Regions from separate parts of the Homo sapiens genome. Here region 2 is linked to region 1. Evidence: chromatin loops called from intact Hi-C (ENCODE). Cell type or tissue: IMR-90. All regions are shown on one strand.

Region 1 (8,000 bases):
TTCCTATTTTTATCTCTATCCCCTGCTTATGAGTTTTGGGAAATATTTCCAAATTATCTTCTATATTCAATGAGTTTTCTTCTCATTGTAGCCATCCACTGCGATGACTTCTGTTTTGTTAGCTTGTTTGTTAATTAAATACTTTGTGTATTAGTCAGCAATGGCCGAAAATGCATGGTCCTCTCAAATTTGGCATGTTTAGGAACATTTAAAGAGGGACTATATACATAGATATGGGCTGTTTATAAGGATGCTACAAAGGAGAGTTGATCACTCTAGAACTACTGATACCAGAATGCTGTTCCCACCCCAAGCTTGAAATGAAGCATTAGTTCCCAAAACCTTGTGAAAGGGACAGCCACGTGGAGTGGCCCACCTGATATTAACTAATAGTTAGGAGCAGCAGAAAGCCCTTATCAACCCCACAGGGAGACAGTCAGAGAATAATTCATACAAAAGTCATTTAGAATACAAATATAGTCTTCTCTATTTACCAAGGTAGTACAAAAAAATTTAAAAGGCAAAGAAAACAGGCTAACAGTATGAAATAACTTTATATTAGCAAGTAATAAATAACAACACGGAATGGTAGAATTGAGACCAAACATATTAACCATCTTAGTAAATCCAAATGGATTTACCTTGCTTACTAAGAGAAGATTGTCAGATTGGAGTATACAAATCAAAAACCAATTCTTTGCTGTGTATATGAGGCACAACTAAAATTAAAGTGATTCAGAATGGCTAAAAATAAAAGGATACAAAAGCATACCAGGAAAATGCAATAAAAAGAAAGTAAGGTAAAGTTTCTGATATCAAGCAAGGTAGACTTTAGTCCAATACGCATTAAATAATACAAAGAAGGTAGGATTGCCAGATTTAGCAAATAAAAGTATTGAAATCTCAGTTAAATTTGAATTTCAGGCAACCAGGGAATATTTTAACGTATTAATACCCAAGCATCATTTGCTTCAATATACAAAAATTAGTGACTTTAGATAAAATTGAAATTTAACTGGGATTCATTTTTTTAATGTGACCACCCTATTCCTTTCCCACTAAATAACAATTATCCTGAGCAAGCAAAATCTATGGAACGTAATCGTAAAACAACTTTATTTTTGTCTCACTGGCCCTGTAAAGCTGCTGTTTTCTACCAGGTGTTACTCCTTGTCAATAACATTTCTAACTTCTCCAGGGTTGCAGCATGGGGAGGAAGGATTTGTAAGGAGAGAAGAAAGTTCTGACTTGATTCACAGTGTTGTGGTTATTCAGAATACCAATCTTCTTCAATATGTTCAAAACTCACCATTTCCTTTGACATTTATTTTATGGTTTCTTTGGAGACCCTCTTGCCATCTCTGGGGATGTCTGCCTTACAGTGTTGTTACAGGTGAAGACACCTCACTTTTTGCTGGATGTACCCTTTCCTAGCTTTGTAGAAATACAGCACTAACTTTGGGTTATCTTTGCTGATTTTGCCTTGTTGCTCTAGGTGACCATTTTGGATAGGACCCCATATAACCTTGCATGCAAGGCTGATGTGTGTTCACAGGAAGCACTGATACATTCTTTGCTCCTATTAATTTTGGAAGGCTAGCCCCTGCTACCGCCTCTCTTTCCCCAACCATCAAAATAACTCCTTAGCTCATTTCCAGTCCTTTGGATTTTCTAGGGAGAAACATACATTATCTTCTCTGTCTTATGTTGTAAGGGACACATATTATGCTCTCTGAGGCCATAAGCTTCTAATTCTTTAGACTTCTTCTCTTGTATTTTGCCTATTAAAATATATTTAAAACATATGTAACATTTAAAAAAACCTGTACAAAACACTTCAAATAAAATATATATTTTAGTAAATTAGAAGGAATGAAATGATACAACCTCAAATTACAAACTCGAAGATGTATACTTAATAGGTTGCAACATGGTTTTATAATGTGACTCAATATTTCCAATCTTTTGAAAGACAGACATACAAAAGATCAAAGCATCCATTACAAAGTCTCAGCTTTCAAGTATTTTTTTGTTGGGAGTAAAAATGAGGTAAAGTGTTATGGGCTATTTTATAAATATTATTTTATTATGAATATTATATATATTATAGCAATATAAAAATACAAGGAGTATACAAATATATATACATACATATATTTCTTGTAGTTTTATATTGCTATAAGAAACATAATATTCATAATTTATTCATAATAAAATATATACATACATATGTGAAAAATATAGATAAGCAAAGCAGGAAAACAAAAATACACATACCCTCACCAGAGATAACATTTTAGCTTATATATTTCTATTATTTTTCTACATACAATTGTGTATAGGTTTTTATACAAAGGTATACATATAGTATACGTATTATGGCCTGCACTTTTTTCACTAAATTATATAGCATATTTCCCATTCCATTAAATATTCTTTTTCATCATATTACTATTGCAATATATAGCATCCTAAAATGTATTTGCTCATTCCCCTTTGTGGGGACATATTACAAATAATCCTGTAACATGTATCTTTTATGTAAATTAATCATGCAGTTCATCTTGTGGTATAATCGTGTCCAATGCTTAGAAGTTTAAAAACTTCTGACACATATTGCCAAATGGTCTTCCATAAGGATTATGCATAATTGCAGTACTCATCAGCAATTTATTTTTTGCTACACTACCACCAATGTTTGATATGCCTATAAAATAAAAATAAATATTCCTCATTTAATTTTCTTAATAACTGACTCTGTCTAAACACTTTTAAAACTGTTTTCAATGGCACTGGTCTAAAAAATAGAACTTATGTTTGCTTATAAGAGTTTGGGAAGTGCCCAGTATAACAAAGTGTTTTTTTACTACTAGGTTTGTCAGAGCTTTTAACAGGCTTAACATGCTAAAATAGATCATGACTCATCAAAGGAGGTCTATTGCATCTCCATTCCTAGTAGCCACTGAACTCCTTTATCTTGAAACCACAATCAACACATAGGTGAAAGCCTTAAAAAAACACACAAAATGCTGCTATGTTTAATTATTAGTAAATATCAGATTTCAGATTCTCAACAGGCTTCTTTCTGATAACGGTGTTTTCTGTATTACTTTGTGATTTTCTCAAAATTCAAGTTGAGAAACCTTATTTTTGGGATGAAAGTTTCCTGTCAAGATATTCATCATTGATCATTGTTCAAACTCTCTTTCCATTAGCTTTGTTTTTCATTTTTATTTTTGTTTCTTTATTATTTTTTTTAACAATTGCCTGGATTCTTAGAGTAGCTGGAGATCAGTCTGGTTGTGGAGGAAATAGGGGAAGAAAACCTAGGTTTTGCTAATTTATATGTTATTTGTATGTTTGGTTTTTGACTGGCTATATCATCATCCATGTTTGGCTTTAGTAAATATCAGTTTGGCTCTAAAGCATTTCTTGAGAATATTCCCAGAAACTTTATTGTTAGGTAATTGCAAACCAAACTATAAGAAAAACATAGGTTTGCTTTTTAAAATACCTTTTCCATCTTTCAAATCTGCAGTTTTTCCTCACTGATGAAACTAAAGGACCTGGGCATTATTCAAAAAGCAATTTGCTATTATCTAAAATATTATTAGAGGAAATTGAGTAGTCATTTGGACACTCCCAGGATTTCAATCTGGTTATAAAATTAAGATACACACTTAATGATGTTGTGTTTGGAATTCTTTTTAAGTTGCACATCATAAAAAGTATGCAAAATAAAAGTTTAAAAATTCTAAAGTTCTGCTCTTTAACAGATTGTTGAACTTACAAGTTTGACCAAACTAGGTATGAAACTCAAGTACCACTCACTTCTTGAAATAATGATACTTCTTCATACTCCACCTAGAAACAGGGCAAGACAGATAGAAACCATGCTGGATGAATACAAAAAGGTATCAGCATCCTTTTAAGTAAAAAAGTACAGAAAAACTACTGTTAAATTAAGAACCTCCAATGTCAACAATGAGGAAATATTTTTGGAAGGTAAGAAAACAAATTGGGAAAAGTCTGCTTTGGCTAATTAGTTTTATGGAAAGAAGCTACATTCTTTTTTCAGAAAAGCCATGAAACTTTCTGCATTTCTGTGAATCTTAGTAAGCATCAGATGCATGCTTAGGAAATAATTTACAACTCAATTGCATGAGTCAATGTTCATTCAGTCCAGTTAGCCCCATTTTGTTCTTTGTTTTTTCGTAAGTGTTACATATTTTTTGTTTCTCTCTGTTCTCTGTTAAGTATATATTTTCTAGTATACCATTTTTATTCCTTGTTCTTTACTATAATTTTTGAATTATGTTCTTAGTAGTTATTCTGGGAGTTAGAATTAACATTATTTTATAATAATCTAGTTCAGTTAAGTATAAATTTATTTTCCATAGTATGCACACTCTTTTCTATGACTTCGTCTGCTTTATGTTATTGTCAAACCAATTGCATCTTTATATATTAACTCACCACAACTGTTTCATTTTTTATTTATTTTTATCTTTAATTCTTTAAATTGACAGATAAAATGATATGTATTTACAATGTAAAACATGATGTTTTGAGGAAAATATACTTTGCAAAATGACTCACCCTAGGTAATTAACATATGCATTACATCACATAGTTATCATTTTTGTGGTGAGAACTCTACATCCACACTCAGCATTTTTCAAGAATACAACATATTATTAACCACAGTCACCATATAGTACAATAGAGCTCTTGAAGTTATTACTCCTATCTAACTGAAATTTTGTATTCTTTGACCAATATCCCCCTAAACCTCTCTCTGTTAACCACCATTCTACCCTCTACTTCTGTGAATTCAACATTTTTAGATTCCACGTATAAGTGAGATAACACAGTATTTGTCTTTCTGTTCCTGGCTTATTTCACTTAACATTGTGTCTTTCAGGTTTAACCATGTTGTCACAAATGATATTATTTCCTTCTGTTTTAAGGCTGAATATTATTTTATTGCATAAATTAGGTTGGTGCAAAAGTTCTCTGGTCATGGCAAAAACCAAAATTGCTTTTGCACCAACTGAATATAAACTCCGTTTTTTAAATCCTTTCACTGATGGATAGACATTTAGGTTGATTCCATGTTTTGGCTATCATGAAAATGCTACAATGAACATGGGGATGCAGATAATATGTCTTTGGTACACTAATTTCATTGTTTCAAATATATACTAATTAGTGGAATTCCTGGATTATGATTACTGTTTTACGCTATTGTCTTTTAAATTAGTTAGTACAGAGATTTCAAGTTTGGAAGTTAACCGGAACCATTTTTCTAAGGGTAAATGTTTCAGCACGGGCCATAATAGCAGGCAATCTAGCACATTGCCTCCATTAAAGAAGCCTTGCCCAAAGGCAACCATTATAGTCTTTCTGGAGACCCATTTTTTCGGGGAGCCAAGCAGGTCACACAAGTCTAGGAAATCAAAGGGAAATCACAGGCAGAGAACTACAGCTGGCTGGGTGAGCGTGACGAGCCCCAAAAGCTCAGTTTCTCTGGTGCCATGGCTTGGAGGGTCACACCTACAACCATGGGCGGCACATTTAACAGGATGCTGCAACCCAGGAACCAAGGAGGGAAAACAATCCGGGGACACTCCTACTGTCTTCTTCTCCACCCTGGGTCACATACTGAAAGGAAGGCAACTAAAAGGATGCTTTTATTCTCACTTCTTTTTCTAGATGAATAACAGATTGTCTTCAGCTTGCACCCCTCTGGAGTGCACTCTGAAACACTGGAACTTCTTTAACCTCAGGAGTTTGAAGATAAAAGTGACTCATTTTCTTTTACACAAGGGTATGGAATTTTTACTAAACCTTTGCAAGCATTGTAAGACCAGCTCTTTTATCAATCATATCAGGAAGGCCCAAAGATAATAATTCCTCCAAATTACAAAAGCAACCTCCATGGGAACCATCTGCAGCTCCTTATTTGGGGCCTCTTCAAGCTCCTTTCTCGTTTCAGGACCTTAGGCAAATAAAAGGAAACTTAGGCCAATTTTCTGACAACCCTGATAGATATATAGAAGCTTTCCAGAATTTAACTCAGGTGTTTCACCTCATGTGGAAGTATGTTATGCTGCTCCTGAACTAAATCCTAAGAGCAACTGAAAAACAGAAAGATCTGCAGGCAGCAGACAACTCTGGAGATGAGCAACATATGTTCTATAATACACCAAAAGCAAGGAAATGTGACGGGGAATTGCAGAAACACCATTCCCAATTGAAAGAGAAGCAGTTGCTCTTGACAACCCTAATTGGGACCCCAGTAGCTCTGCAGATGAATGGAAAAGAAAGCACGTTTTAATATGCGTTTTAGAGGGGCTACAAAGAACTAAGGCCAGACCTCTCAATTCTAAATTGAGTTGGTCTAATTGTAAATTTGGTTTGTCTATGATAAACCAAAAGCCAGAGAAGAATCCTGTAGCCTTTGTGGAAAGGCTGAGGGAGGCACTGATAGAGTACACCTCCTTAACCCCTGACTCAGTTGAGGGGCTGCTTATTCTAAAAGACAAGTTTATTACACAGGCAGCTTCTGATATTAGAAGGAAACTATAGAAGCAAGCTATAGGACCAGATAGTACCTTAGAGAGCCTCCTGAGGGTGGCCACTTCAATCTTTTATAATAGGGACCAGGAGGAGGCCCAAAAGAGGGAATGCTCAGGAGAAGAACAAAGGCTATAGCAGCTGCTTTGCAGGCTTGCAAATTCCAGGATCCACTAGGTGCATCCGCTAGTTGCTATCCGTGTGACAAGCCAGGGCATTTTAAGAAGGAATGCCCAAACAGCAAGAGGAAGCCACCTCAACCCTGTCCAGCCTATGGTGGAGGCCACCGGAAATCAAACTGCCCCCAGAGACAAAGTTCACTGTGTTTAGAACCAGTCTCACAGAGGGTCTGATGGGTCCTGGGGCTCAAACACTGGCTCCAGAGTAGCAAACTGCCATTATAGCGCAAGAGCCCTGGGTGATTATGGAAATTAAAGGAAGGAAAGTAAACTACCTTCTAAACACTAGAGCCAGTCTCCCTCTTTTCTCTTGTCTAATCCAGGGCTCCCCTTTTCCCACAGCACAACCTTGTAAGGGGTATCTCAGGAAAAACTCTAATCCAATATTTTTCTAAACCTCTTAGTTGCAGTTAGGAGGACCTATTGTTTCCAAACCACTTCCACAATAGATTCACTGGTCAGAAAAGCCTCCAAATTAACTTTAACTCTTTACACCCCACATAATATGGCAAGATTACTGCCTTCTAGGGGGAGCTCTTAGCTAACAAACAGCCAGTAAAGCAAGAAATACATAAGGTAGGATAAACAGTAGTTACTCTAAATAACATCTCTCCCCACACACAAGTGCTCAATTAGCTGAACTAATAGCTCTTACAAGAGCACCGAAATTAAGCAAGGGAAAGGTAGCTAACACTTATACTAACTGGAAGTATGCTTTCTTAGCTTTCCATGCTCATGCTGCCATTTAGAAGGAAAGACATTTTCTTATCACTAATGAATCGCCTATAAAATATCATCAGGGAATTAACAGGTTATTATCTTCAGTTTTTCTTCCATGAGAAATACCAGGGATTCATTGTAAGGAACATCAAAAGGAAACAAAGTAACCAAAGGAAATAGGTTAGCTAATCAGGCAGCTAAGTCAAAGGCAAGGAAGCCTCAAGGCATTAACACACTTCAAGCCCCTTCTAATCTAGGAAAGCTCCATAAGAGAAATTTAATCTCAGTATTCCCCTGCAGAAATAGAATAGGCCACTTCTTGAGGGCGTTCTTTCCAGCCTCACGATGGCTTCAGTCAGGATGGCAAACTCCATTTGTCAGCCCCTAGGCAACGGAAAGTCCTTAAAATCCTTCACCAACCTTTTCACTTTGGAAAGGATAAAACTTAGCAAAATGTTCAGAGATTGTTTTCAGGCAGAAAACCCCTAGTCGGTTAAGCATGTAACCTCACTAGCTCTCTTC
Region 2 (8,000 bases), 95 kb after region 1:
GACTGACTACAGAATTTTCTAGGTAATAGTATCATATTGTCTACAAACAGAGATAGTTTGACTTCCTCTCTTCCTATTTGGGTGCCTTTTCTTTCTTTCTTTTGCCTGATTGCTCTGGCTAGGACTTCTAGTACTATGTTGAACAGGAGTGGTGAGAAAGGGTATCCAGTGTTGTGCTGGTTTTCAAGGGGAATGCTTCCAGCTTTTGCACATTCAGCATGATGCTGGCTGTGGGTTTTTTATAGATGGCTCTTATTATTTTGAAGTATGTTCCTTCAATGCCTATTTTTTTGAGGGTTTTTATATGAAGGGATGTTGAATTTTACATGAAGGGATGTTGAAATCCCTTTCTGCAGAAGCTACATTTCTTGATAACATTAGACTGTTTACCCTTGTTCTTTTTCTTGCATAGAACAAATAGGCATCTTATACATTAAAACCTCTGTGCTTATAGCCTTATAAAATCTTGCAAAAATCAGATATCTAGCACATGGAGATGACAGGATTAGAAGCCAGGCCTGTCTCACTCAAAGCCCACACAAATACTAAGCTACCTTGCCAATTTAGTTTGTTTTGTTGTTGTGTGCTTTCTCACTCTATTTTGACCAGTCCAACAAATCTTAAATTATTGAAGTTCTAATATGTTCAGACAATTTTAGAAACTCTCATTATTTCACAGCATGAATTTGGTTTGGAATTTCAATTATCTTAAAACAGAATGATTTGCATGTACAATTCCTGATTAAAATGGCATGAGATTATCAAATAGAGAAATAGAGAATGTTTATAAGCATTCAAAAATTGATTGCTACAGTCTCTTTCTTTTCTAAGAATCAATGTCTTTGAGCTATTGTGAGAAAAAAGTTTGGGACTACAGTGTCCCCTACCAAACTGGGAAGAAGCCAAGAGACCAAACTATGATTCAGAAAAGTCTAACTTGATGAGTAGATGAATTTATTAGGACTTACATACACTCTTGGATAACATCAGTACAGCTGTAGAGATCTGTGCCACTTCCTGTCTCTAAATTGCTTTTAAGCTAATTTTCTGTGTCTGTCTCTGTCTCTTTGCCTACTGTGTTTGAGTGATGAGACTGTTTTCCTTGGTAGGTTCTCATATATTTTCTGGAATGTTTAGGTTCTCAGGGAAACCTGCTCCTCTATTGGACACCATGGCCTTGGCTCACTGCCAAGTCTTCAGGGTTCAGACAGCAGACATTCACTTGTGAGTAACCTGGTGGGAGACCCATCCCACTACAATCCACCCTGTTCCCCAGCTCTTATATTTTTTTGCCAATCTTATGTGAGTGTCCCTCAACAGCATACAAGGGGAAGAACTATATGTGCCTATAATGTATACCCATGGCTTTTGTGTATAGGCTATACCTATATCCTATATAACAGCATTAAAAGCTGAAAATAACTACAATTATGATGCCTGTTAGCAAAACATAACTCCAATGAATAGGTAAGGTGTCTAACTAATTTGAGAATGAGTCAAAGAGACCTAATTGGTTGTATCATGGATCTGAGTTGACAAATGATTTAAAGCATTTATGACATTATAATTTTCTTTATCTGGGATACAGGCACAACAGGTAGCACCTATAAGGGCACATGTTGTTTGTTCTCCATTGAGTTGCCTATCAGGCCTCCAGGTGGAAAAAATCCCCAGTGAGCCCAGGTTGTATTTTAGGTGTTGTTTATCCAGTTATTCTAGCTCTGTAGAGAGAATGGCAGAATATTCTAAGGCATACCATCATCATTTGTTAGGGGAAGGTATCTATATATGCAACAATCAGACTGGTTGTTGACTGCTGCCATATTTGCAACCCAGTCCAAAAAAGGTGCTACCAGCTGCCATGAGTACCAGGAACAACAGCCTATGGGTATAAACACAAGTGTTTAGTGAGGACCATCATGGATATATTTATTTTAGCATCATTAGCATTGAATTTGTATCCATTGGCCCTATTAGGTGGCCACTGTGGGCTTGAGGCCTGGCTTACAGTACTAGCTTCCCTCCATAGAAGTGGGATAATAGCCAATTGATAAGTTTTGGGCCTTGTCCATGCTACCCGCATGATGATCACTCCCGCTGGTATTGGTACTGCTGCAAGTTGATAGTGTAAGGCTCTTGGATCTCCATCAATAAGCACAACTGGGGCCGGGTGTGGTGGCTCATGCTTGTAATCCCAGCACTTTGGGAGGCCAAGGTGGGTGGATCACCTGAGGTCAGGAGTTCAAGACCAGCTTGGCCAACATTGTGAAATCTCATCTCTACTAAAAATACAAAAATTAGCTGAGTGTGGTGGGGGGTGCCTGTAATCTCAGCTACTCGGGAAGCCGAGGCAGGAGAATTGCTGGATCCTGGGAGGCAGAGGTTTCAGTGAGCTGAGATTGTGCCATTGCACTCCAGCCCAGCTGATAACAGCGAGACTCCATCTGAAAAAAAAAAAAAAAAAAGAAGCACAACTGGGACCAGCTGCCCTCTGGCAGGCTTCACGGCACCCTCTGGTGCAACCATACCATGACAGATGGTGGGGCTGTACAGGTACCCTTGTGGTAGCACCTGGAAAGCCTATTGTTGGACCTTTTAAGTAAAAGCAAACTGGTCCTGTTACCTTTTTGCTAAAGGAAAACTGGAAAAAGCATTAGCCAAGACTTTCACAGTATGGATATTATCCACCTTAAGGATCACCTGCTCTATATTTTCCATTAATGATTTCAGAAGTGTCACCAATGCCCCATATCATAACCTTTTTAAAATTTGAAATGACCCAGACAGTTAATTAGTACTTAAAACAATTTTAAGATTTTTAAACCATACAAAAGTTCTACCTACTGGCATTTGTCTCATTTATATTTACTCAATTTATTTATATTTAGAAGTTTACCTCGATTACTCATGAGAACCAAGACAATAGACAAAGCTAGTCATCATTTCAAGTGATTTTACAGTTAGCCATTTTCATAGCCTGTGAATATCAGGTGTTTATTTAAGCAAAGTCCTTAAAGTTAAACACACAGGCATTTTGGCAGTAACTCAGAAACTTTAGCTAATTTAATTGGACTAAAAATATTCAATTAGTTTTACTTATCAAAAAAATCACAAAAACGAAGACTATTCTGGTCTTGGATAATTATATTCATAACCTTTATTTCAAACTCTGACATTTTATAATATTTAGCTGAGGCCAATATAAAACTCTAATCAGTAAACCCAGAAAAAATTATGTTGACAATTCTAAAGACATTTTTCTTTTACTAATAATTTTAAAGCCAGATTATTTATTAAAAATTACTTAATCAACATGTACTTTAAAAATTTGGACATAATTTATAGGTACTCATGTACTTACAAGTCATTTGGTACCATGATAGATATAATATAGAACATAATACACATACAAAAACATAAAAATGTAATACTTGTATACAGACACACAAACAAAAATCCAATAGCTTTTACCTTCGAACTCTAGACATGAGACACCACCACAAACTCTTTATTTTACAAAGATTTCTAGATCCAAATTACTTCTAACAAAATTGAGATCCGAAAATATGGTTAAACTTTGTTTGCTCTTATAGGTAATTCAATGAAGTCTGTGGACCAAAATTTTGGATAGAGCAGTTTCTATAGAAGTTTGATTATGAAAACCTGTTTTACTCTTTTGTTTCCCTCGATTTCAAATGATTTTTAATGTCTACATTTCAGTTAGAATTGGCCAAACTGTATAAGAAAAATGATATCCCAAAATGGCCTTGAATTAGTGAGTTTTTTCTCCACACAAGTAGCTTAATAATAGCATATTCAAATAAGGCAGGAAATGAAAGAGAGAAATAGAGAACTTTAGAAGAATCTACTTAACTCTATAGTTGCAGCTTAACCATTTGAGCTCCGAACTTTTCTTTTGTAATTTGCTCATCAGTTTTAAAATGTACACAAAAATGAGCCATAATATGTAACCAGCTAGAGTCCTAGAAAACCCGGCATGCCTTTCATCTTCTGCTGGAGTTTCAATCCTTTCTCCCATTTCTGCTCTGCTCTATTTCTCGGTAGCCAGACTAACTGCAACAACAGTGTGCTTGCTGTTCTTATCATACTTTAATATATTAGCTATTAAATATTTATAATACATGCTCAGTCCCCACTGGCATTTTCTGAGCATTCCCATATTCACATATCAGCTCACAGCAGTTGAGCAGTTGGGCGACTCATTTCACATGCATGTTGCTGACCACCTCAGGATTCCCTCCACACTGACTCATCTGTGGTTCTATTCGTGATGCCAATTGTTACAAGAAAAGCTTAAGACTGTAATGTTCCCCACCAAACTGGGAAGGAGCCAAGAGACCAAAGACTGACTCAGACAAGTTCAGCTTAATGAATAGATGAGTTTATTAGGACTTACATTTGGGCACTCCTGGATGGTCACAGGACAGTTGTAGAGATCCACACTGACTCCCATCTCAAAACTGCTTTTAAGCTAATTTTCTAGGTGTTTGCCTACTGTGTTTGACTGATGAGGCTGTTTTTTTGGTAGGTTCTCATATATTTTCTGGGATGTTTGGGTTCTCATGCATACCTGCTCCTTGGTTGAATAGCATAGCCTTAGCTCACTGCCCAAGCTTCAGAGTTCAAGCAGTGGACATACACCCTTAAGTAACCTAGTGGGTATCTTGCCACAATATAGGAGCTTAAGTAACATACATACACCCTTAAGTAACCTAGTAAGTATCATGCCACAATACATGAGCTTCAGATTTTTCTGTGTTATTGACATGATATTAGAGGAAAAAGAAGCTCTTGGATAGAATGGCAATGATAACATTTCTCCAACCCTACATAAATCCTACAAAAAGTTAAGTGAGAAAGGTCCAGTTTCACTCTCATTCCTAATACAAAGCCTGCTGAGTGAAAATGGTCATGAGAAGCTTGTTCACAGTAAAGACTATGGACAACAGTCAGTCTACCTCCATTAATAAAATATAGACTACCTTGGCCGTGAGCGGTGGCTCATGCCTGTAATCCCAGCACTTTGGGAGGCCGAGGTGGGCGGATCAGGAGGTCAGCAGATTGAGACCATCCTGGCTAACACGGTGAAACCCCATCTCTACTAAAAATACAAAAATTAGCCAGGTGTGGTGGTGGGCGCCTGTAGTCCCAGCTACTCGGGAGGCTGAGGCAGGAGAATGGCGGGTGAACCTGGGAGGCAGAGCTTGCAGTGAGCCGAGATCACGCCACTGCACTCCAGGCTGGGTGACAGAGTCTCAAAATAAATAAATAAATAAAAATAAAAACGAAATAAATAAAATAAAATATAGACTACCTTGCAGTTTGGCCTATGTGCAGAGGACAGATGATAGCAGCTATTGTACATTTCTACAATTGGAAGAATGTGAGTGAGAAGGGGAAAAATTAATGCATCAACCATATCTTAAGCTCAAACTCATATGTAAGAAGTCCTCAATATAATGGTGGCCATAACCACGTTTTCAGAAAAAAAAAAAATTATGGCCAGTGAAAATGATTCTGAGAGCATCTACTTATTTTAGAAAATACATATTAAAAAGGGGGTATTTATACCTAAATTCAGGTCTTTTACTTTTTTTGTGTGTTTTTAAAAAATCGTTATTGGATAATACATTCACAGGGTTCAGAATTCAAAAAGTACTACAGAATTTGCAGTGAAAAGCTTTTTTTCAGGTAATTTGTGTTAGCATTGACTTGTGTATCTTTTCAGAGATACCTGTATATATTCAAGCACATAAGCACTAACTCTACTACCTCCACACTTTTTCGAGAATGGCATATTTTAATCCTTTTTTTTGCATTCTGGAATTATCATGTAAAATTTATTGTGGAGATTGCTCCATATTAGTACATTAAACATTCGCTCATTTTTATAACAACTTTTTAAAAATTTTAAAATGTAGCACATAGAGGTAAGACTACTTAACATATAAATTTATAGTTTCAATAATAATAATAACACAAGCACTTACCACCCAGGTGAGTAAAATAGTAACCCAGGTTAAGAAATAGTATAATTCTAGGGATTTAGAACCCCCGGGTGATCCTCCTTAGTAGCATCTGTCTCCATTTGAAACCTCTCAGAGGCATTCACTGTCTTGAATTTTGTTACTTAATTTTTAAAATAAATTTGCCACCCACATATATATCCTTAAATAATATATTAAGAGGATGTCACCAAGATGGCAGAATAGGTCACATGCTCATATCCCCTCACAACAACAAGAATCCCACACTCATCCACAGATGGAAGTCTCTCTGAGGGAGCTTGGAGATTCAGGTATGAGGCTGTGAAATCCCAGTGGAGCCCAAAACTTAGGGAGGCCATTTTGAGTGTGCAGACCAGCCCACAGGTAGCAGACTTGCTGATTTTGCTCCTGAGTTCAAACCCATAAATTTGCCCTGCTCCCTAAAGGGCATGGCTACAGTCATGTTTGGCCCTTAACCTGAAATCAAAACCATCTGCCAAAAGGTCCAGGAAGAATCTTTCACACTAGTGCCTTGGCAGAAAGGCTTGGCTGCCTGCTGACATCAGTCTCAGCAACAGACCTGAAAGTTACTTAGTAACTCAACCTCTGCTCCCCTCAGCCATGGTCCCAGCTTATTACTGCTCACGCAAGAATTTAGAGGAAGACTCACTCATATCTTGTAGCCTGGAAATTATTTACCCATCTGAGACTCCATGATAGGCACAGCAGCCTCTATCTCAAAGCAGATTATGAGAGGCTTCAGTCTCATCTCTGGCCTCTCTTGCTTCAGTTAGGAAGCTGTACCACCTATGTAGGGAGTTGCTAGGGATTCACCCCTGCTGGGGACACAGGAGTGTGCTTGCTGGTCCCCATCCTACAGCAGATTCTGAGAGGGCCCAGTACCAGCTCCAGCCTCTCTCACTACAGTTGGGGGAACTGCTCCATCTGTGCAGAAAACTGCTTAGAAGTGCACACATCTAGGCTACTGAGAAGTCTCACCAACTTCTATCCCGCTGCATGTTCTGAGAAAGTCCAATCTTGACTACAACCCCTCTGACTTCAGTCAGAGGATTATCTTACCTGGGAAGAGAACTGCTGGGAAAATTGCTTGTCTTTGCCAACAGGACAATCTTCCAGGCTCAGTTCCCTAGCCAGCTTTTCACACAGTCCGAGTATAACCCTGCCTTGGGTCTTCTCCAAGTACATACAGCCCAGGTCATCACACTAACCTTGGAGTTCTCACAAGATTTAAGGTGAATCTGGGTTTAGGTTTTCTTCTAGGGCTGAGAAAGTGGCAGCAGTCATGGGATTTGACAATATTCAGCCTCTGAGATTTCTGGACAAGCCCACAGAAGAAAGACAGGCACGAACAAACCAGACTGCATAGATTGGAGTAAATACCTAATTCTTCAATGCACCGACATCAGTGTATGGCTACAAGTGTTAGGAATAATCAGGAAATTATGACCTCATGAAAGGGACAAAATAAGTTGCCAGTGATTGAAGCTAAATAGATGGAGATGTGTTATATTCCAGACAAGAAACTTAAAACAATTCCATTAAGGAAGCTGTATTAGTCCGTTCTCACCCTGCTAATAAAGATGGACCCAAGACTGGGTAATTTATAAAGAAAAGAGGTTTAATTGATTCACAGTTCAGCAGGGCTGTAGAAGCCTCAGGAAACTTACAATCATGGTGGAAGGGGAAGCAAACATACCCTTCTTCACATGTTGGCAAGAGAGAGAGGTGCTGAACAAAGTGGGAAAAGCCCCTCATAAAACCAACAGATCTCATGAGAACTCACTCCCTACCATGAGAACAGCATAAGGGTAACTGCCCTCATGATTCAATTACTTCCCACCAGGTCCCTTCCACAACATGTGAGGATTATGGGAACTACAATTCAAGATGAGATTTTGGTGGGGACACAGCCAAACCATATTGTTCTGATGCTGGCCCCTCCCAAATCTCATGTTCTCATATATTAAAACA

Evidence for each region. Peaks named below come from ENCODE experiments on the same cell type or tissue, not always from the same donor. Only the 100,000 strongest peaks of a DNase experiment are listed, where the experiment ranks them.
Region 2: it touches region 1 in a loop (3-fold over the local background); 3 of 110 quality-filtered maps call a loop at or near these places.

Annotation. Positions count from the first base shown.
Region 1 is chr17:53,623,557-53,631,556 of GRCh38, forward strand. No RefSeq gene overlaps it. Among named protein-coding and RNA genes, the nearest start is that of KIF2B, 200 kb to the right of the region's middle. RefSeq lists an enhancer at 6,838-7,338. In IMR-90, no CTCF peak of the experiment used is centred here; DNase peaks (open chromatin) are centred at 2,915, 4,185 and 4,645.
Region 2 is chr17:53,718,343-53,726,342 of GRCh38, forward strand. No RefSeq gene overlaps it. Among named protein-coding and RNA genes, the nearest start is that of KIF2B, 100 kb to the right of the region's middle. In IMR-90, no CTCF peak of the experiment used is centred here; a DNase peak (open chromatin) is centred at 4,309.